2 separate regions of the Homo sapiens genome follow, and region 2 is linked to region 1. The links are chromatin loops, found by intact Hi-C in ENCODE. Cell type or tissue: Calu3. All regions are shown on one strand. Links, peaks and the distances in the headings refer to the core of each region. The heading gives the core; the rest is flanking DNA.

Region 1 (2,917 bases), core at 273-2,772:
TCTCACTATGTTATCCTGGCTGGTCTGGAACTCCTGGACTCAAGCAATCCTCCCACCTTGGCCCTCCCAAACTGCTGGGATTGCAGGTATGAGCTACCATGCCTGGCCCGCTATTTGTTCTTGTTCAGGTACTACCCATTCGTAGGATTCCAACTGCAATAATAAATTCAAACAACTACAGAGCTGGAAAGGAAATAATATCTAATCTAATTCTCTCATCTTATAAATGAGAAAATGAAAGTTTGCCACTTGCTAGCTGTGTAAGATGGAAAAGTTCTTCACCTTTCCAATCCTGTAAAAGGGAATAATGAGCCTCAACATTCTCTTGAAGCTGTTGAGAGAATTAAATGAGGTAATGTACATAAAGCTGTCAATATCACACAAAGTCACTGCTCAGTTCTTCCATACTAGGGTATGGTAAAAAAACAAAACAAAACAAACAAAAAACACAAGACACTCCAGCCAACTACAAACCCTAGCCTTTCAAGAAAAGATGGTCAAGCAGTTTCAGATTTTACAATCATCCTTCTCACCAAACCAAATGAATGACACCCGGAAAGACTATGCAGGCTGTACTCACACAAAGGAAGGGCACTCCCTCATACCTCAAACTTTAAAGTGGCAGCTGGAGATCAAAGAGCTTGGAAATTAAAACACAGCCTAGACCTCTCCCTTCTAGGGAGGAAGAAGAGTCTAGAGACTGAAAGGCAGACAGCCAGGAGGAAAAGACATGGAATGTTCCTTGAGGCTAAATTCCCTCTTGGCAATGACATTAGAAGAGCTGAGCTAAGAAACATATTTTTCTCCCAGTTTAAAAGAAAGCTGGGGAGAAGGGCTGAGGAATGAATGCCTTATTCAGTCGTCTCAGATTGTGAGCAGAAGCTTGGGTGGGTGCAGGTGAACATCCCACTAGAAAGCAAACTCCATGAAGACAGGAGTTGTATCTGTTTGGTTCATTACTATATTCCTGCCACCTGGATTAGTGCCTGGCACTTGGCGGATGCTCAGTAAATATTGAGTAAATATATCGAGACACTCCTTAGAGTAGGGAAAAGTGCAAACCTATTTTTGGAGCTTGGGGAATGCAAAAATAAATTTTAATGAAATTATATATATTTTCTTAAAAATTCATGCAAATTTTATGCTGTGTCATCTATTGGTGTTTATTTTTACATCAATGAGTGACAACACTTGTAGCAGACAGCTGTACTGTTTTATCCAGCATCGATTCCTTATTTCCTTTGTGGCCCGCCCCTTCCCATTCCCCGTCCTGCAGGTGACTCTAGCAGCAATTCTACTTTCAACTCTAAGGCTGGGCCTATGATTCACTTCTAGCCAGTCTGAACGTTTCCTTCCCCGACAACAGCGATTGTTTTAGGGTTAGGCACATTACTCAATCAGACCTCATGTGACATAATTCCTATTTGGCTGTTAACCATGAAAAGAGATGCACTGTCTTCCCTACTGGACCTGGACCTGTGCGGGTATTTGTCTGTGTAGGAGAGGAAAACCAACCTTTCCTTCTATCCTTCTAAGTTCTTAGCTGAAGCCCCTATAACCAAGGACAGATTAACAAGAGAAAGTCATATGAATGTATTTAAGATGTTTTATGTGACATGGAAGCCTTCATTAGGAAATAAAGACCCAAAAAGGAGGTTAAAGACAGTCCCAATAAAAATATGAGCCGTCAGGTTTTAGCTCTCCGTGGTGCCATTTTAGGAGGCTAGAGAAAAATGTGAAACATTAATTTGAAGAGCTGTAGACAGATATTGGAGGAAACTAGAAGATTCAGGACTCAGTTTATAGGTAGATAACAAAACCTTAAAGACAATGAACAAGACTAAAATGGAATACTCACAAAGCTGTGCTACAGGTTTCCATTGAAACATAATTTTTCTCTCTACAATCACCTCCATTTCTCTAAAAAATAATCAAAGTGAAACTAATTTGTTTGCAAAAGGAGCCTAGTCTCATTAAACTTGGTCGGATTGTTGACAATACTACAGCAAGAATAGTGACTGACCACATAGGTCCCTTTCTTTTAGTTCGCTTTGCTAAAACTTTGCATAAAAAAATCTCAGATTAGACTTTTAAAAGCCTCTTAAGGCTAGGAAGCCATGCCAGGGACTTGCCATCAGACCTTGCCTGCAATCTCTGCATATTTAGGCAAATTCCTCTTTTCTTAAGGTTCCCCCAATATTATGAAGTTCCTGGGCCTGCAAGAACTGAAAAGACAACATGAAGCACAGGAAATTATTTTGATCAGACACAAATCTTTGTTTGCTAGGCAGGTTACTTAAAAGGTAAAGAAAAGCCATTTTACAATTTCTTTTTAAGAGAAGACCCATAATCCAAAAAACCATCATTTTACTGTTGCATCATACATTTATGACACTAACATTCTTTTTTTCCCTTTTTCTTTTCTTTTCTCTCTTTCTTTCTTTTTTTTTTTTTTTTTTTTTTTTTTTTTTTTTTGGAGACAGGGTCTTGCTCTGTTGCCCAGCCTAGAGTACAATGACACAATCACTGCTCACTGCAGCCTCACCCTTCCAGGCTCAAGCGATCCTTCCACCTCAGCCTCCTGAATAGCTGAGACTGTCGGAATGCACCACCACACTTGGCTAATTTTTTTTACTTTTTATTTTGTAGAGATGGGGTCTTGCTATGTTGACCAGGCTGGTCTCAAACTCCTTGTCTCAAGTGATCCTTCCACCTCAGCCTCCCAAAATGCTGGGATTACAGGCGTGAGCCACCATGCCAGCCTCATCTCACATTTCTTATAGGTATATGCTGTTTCCTCATAGTACAATTTCTCATATTTATTAGCAGACTCAAATATATTTAGATTCTCTATACTGCATAAAAACAAGATGACAGAAGTATACAAACTTAAACTTATATTCAGCAATTAATGTTT
Region 2 (2,917 bases), core at 291-2,790, 110 kb after region 1:
CAAAGGTTAATTTGACATCTATTGTGAGGCAATCTAGAAGAGGAAGAGGATAATATAATCTTAGCAGAATATATTTCAATATAGCAAAAATGTAGAGGTCTATATTCTTGGACTAGAAAGTACAGAAGCCGTATTTATGAGTTAAGTGTTTCTAAATTCCAAGACTACTACTTCTTGTTAACTGGAAAAGCAGTAAGAAAGAGGTGCCACTGAGGAACGTGGTTTTTTTTTATTTTTTTTTCCTTTTTTTGCGACGGAATCCCGCTCTGTTGCCAGGCTAGAGCACAATGGTGCGATCTTGGCTCACTGCAACCTCCACCTCCCCGGTTAAAGCAATTATCCTGTCCCAGCCTCCTGAGTAGCTGGGCCCAGTTAATTTTTGTATTTTTAGTAGAGATGGGGTTTCACCATGTTGGTCAGGCTGGTCTGAAACTCCTGACCTCATGATCTGCCCACCTCGGCCTCCCATGGGATTACAGACATGAGCCACCACACCTGGCCAGACATGTGGTTTATCAAGGGACAGTGAAGGCCCTGACCAGTTGGTGCTGTCAGAGCAAATTCCCTGGTTTCCCCAGAGAGAGGTGCAAGTTCTAGAGTGGTTGGGGGAGGGGGGCTGATAAATGCCAGGGACTGAAAATAAGCACCCCTAAGGGCATATGTAATTCCCCCATCATAGCATAAATTTGAATTTGGATACATCCCAGATCTCAGCCCCAATCATGATATACAACTGCTGGCCAATCCATGAGCACCACCACCCCTGCCTAGAATTGTGCTAATCAGGATAAAAACTGCCTCTGCATTAATATCTAGGAAGGAAAGCAGCCCTCACCATGTCGGCAAACACATTTAGGGGCCCTTGGTAATAACTCTATGATGTTAAGGTGTTGGGGAGACAGTACAAAAACGGGTAGTGGACAAGTGAGTAAAAGAAAGAAAGTCTTGGTTTTCATAGACGTATTTCTTTATCTGTCATATTTATGCAGCATTTTATACTTTTCAAGGTGCTTTTAAATATCTGATACTATTTCATTTCTCCTAATAACTCCATTATTTCCATTTTACAGAAAGAGTTATGGAAGCCCAAAGAGGCTGTGTGACGCATCTGACAGCCACTTGGCAGACGAATGAGAACCCAGAACCCTAATTTTTTTATTCCTCCACCACTACATCACCTGGTCTCCTACTTATATCAACAGATTTTTTTATTGAGAGCCTATTCTATAGAGGCCATGCTTTAAAACTGAGGAAAACCTATGTTGCGTGAAAACTCCCCTGCACAGGGCCCTCTGGTGGCAGGTAAATTAAGAATTATAAGGTAGGAAATTGAGAAATGTTTAGGATCTGATTTTATGGAGAGAGGAGGATACTGAAATATAGAAAGTTGTTCAGAAGGGCTTATCTAATATAGTTCTCTCACTTGGCATATTAAGAAATTGATGCCCAGAGAGGTCAAGCAATGTGCTCATGGTGGCACAGCATCCCAAGTCAGCACTTCTCTCCAATCAGAAAGGCACCTCTCAGCATCTTCCTCATTCTCATTTGTCTTAAAGAAGATTAATATTCGCCCTTCTTATCCCCTTTTGAGCTTCAGTTTTCTCATTTGTAAGCTAGGAATAGGGACAGTTCTCACCTCATTGGGTTGTTTTAGAGACTGAATGAAATAATGCAAGTCACACACTTAGCACAAGCCTGCCATGTAGCAAACACTCAATGTGTGGTCATTATTATAATGCTTAATGAACCATCTCTGTCTTGATGTACTCAGAACCATTAACCCTAAAGCTTTGTGTTTGCCCTCATCTGTAGATCAGAAATAAAAAATATTTTCAGGGGAAGTGAGTGCTTTAAAGATGGTTTCTTCTCCAAGCTGAAAATAATGATCACATAACCTCTGAGACAGCGTCTCTCAGTGTGCCCAGGGAGCCTGGTTATTCTTCCGGGGTTAATGAGATTGGTCCTTCTTGGGGCAGGGCCAAAGGAATCTACCTCCTGCCCATTTTCTGAATGCAACCTCAATCCCATGGGTGGATCAGGGAAAAGGAATTGCAACATTTCCCTGTGCTTTTCTATTCGCCCCTCAGTGCCTCTTCTAAGTTGCTCAGTTAAGAGGCATTGTTAGCACCTCTCATCCACAGTTGTAAAATGGGAGTCAATAAAAATGCCTTGCCCTTCCTAACCTCAGTGAAGATATGAAGAGCACAAGCAGAATACAGTAGCCTCACTGAACAGAGGTGACAGAGGTCAGATCTCAGTGAGGCTGAGACGACAAAAGTTTGTGGGGAACACTACTGGAAAGCAGAAAGCTACTTGGTGGAAGAGTGCTATAAATCTGCATGGGGTCCTATGAGTCTCTGATGGAATATTAAGCTGACATGCATAGAGTGAGACTTCACAAAGTCAGGGAAAGGACAACTGCTGGAGTGCTATAAGCTGAAAAATTATAGGAGCTTGCACAGGGATGGGAGACATTTGAGTTCTCCAGAGTAGTGGACCTGACAGAATATCAAGAATATGTCACAGAGACCCCAAAAGGCCACAGCTTCAAAGTACAGTCATTCATCTCTTAATGAGTGAGATACATTCTGAGAAATACATCATTAGGCAATTTTTTCATTGTACAAACATCATAGACTGTACTTATATAAGCCTAGATGGTATAGCCTAGGTGATATGGAATAGCCTATTGCTCCTAGGCTCCCAACCTGTATTGCAAGTCACTATATTGACTACTGTATACAACTGTAATGTAGTGGTATTTGTATATCTAAAAATTGAAAAAGTACAGTAAAAATAAGATATTATAATCTGGTATAATATGGTACTATAATCTAATGTATGATGAACTATAGGTTTAAATTAGCCTAACAGTAAAGAGTTTTCTAGTCCCACCCTAATAAAGATTTTTTTAAGT

The links. Peaks named below come from ENCODE experiments on the same cell type or tissue, not always from the same donor. Only the 100,000 strongest peaks of a DNase experiment are listed, where the experiment ranks them.
Region 2: it touches region 1 in a loop (12-fold over the local background); 10 of 110 quality-filtered maps call a loop at or near these places.

The regions. Positions count from the first base shown.
Region 1 is chr11:20,349,763-20,352,679 of GRCh38, reverse strand. No RefSeq gene overlaps it. Among named protein-coding and RNA genes, the nearest start is that of HTATIP2, 12 kb to the left of the region's middle. In Calu3, for the core only: no CTCF peak of the experiment used is centred there; a DNase peak (open chromatin) is centred at 1,299.
Region 2 is chr11:20,242,544-20,245,460 of GRCh38, reverse strand. No RefSeq gene overlaps it. Among named protein-coding and RNA genes, the nearest start is that of DBX1, 84 kb to the right of the region's middle. In Calu3, for the core only: CTCF peaks have their summits at 1,117 and 1,321 (motif pointing left); no DNase peak of the experiment used is centred there.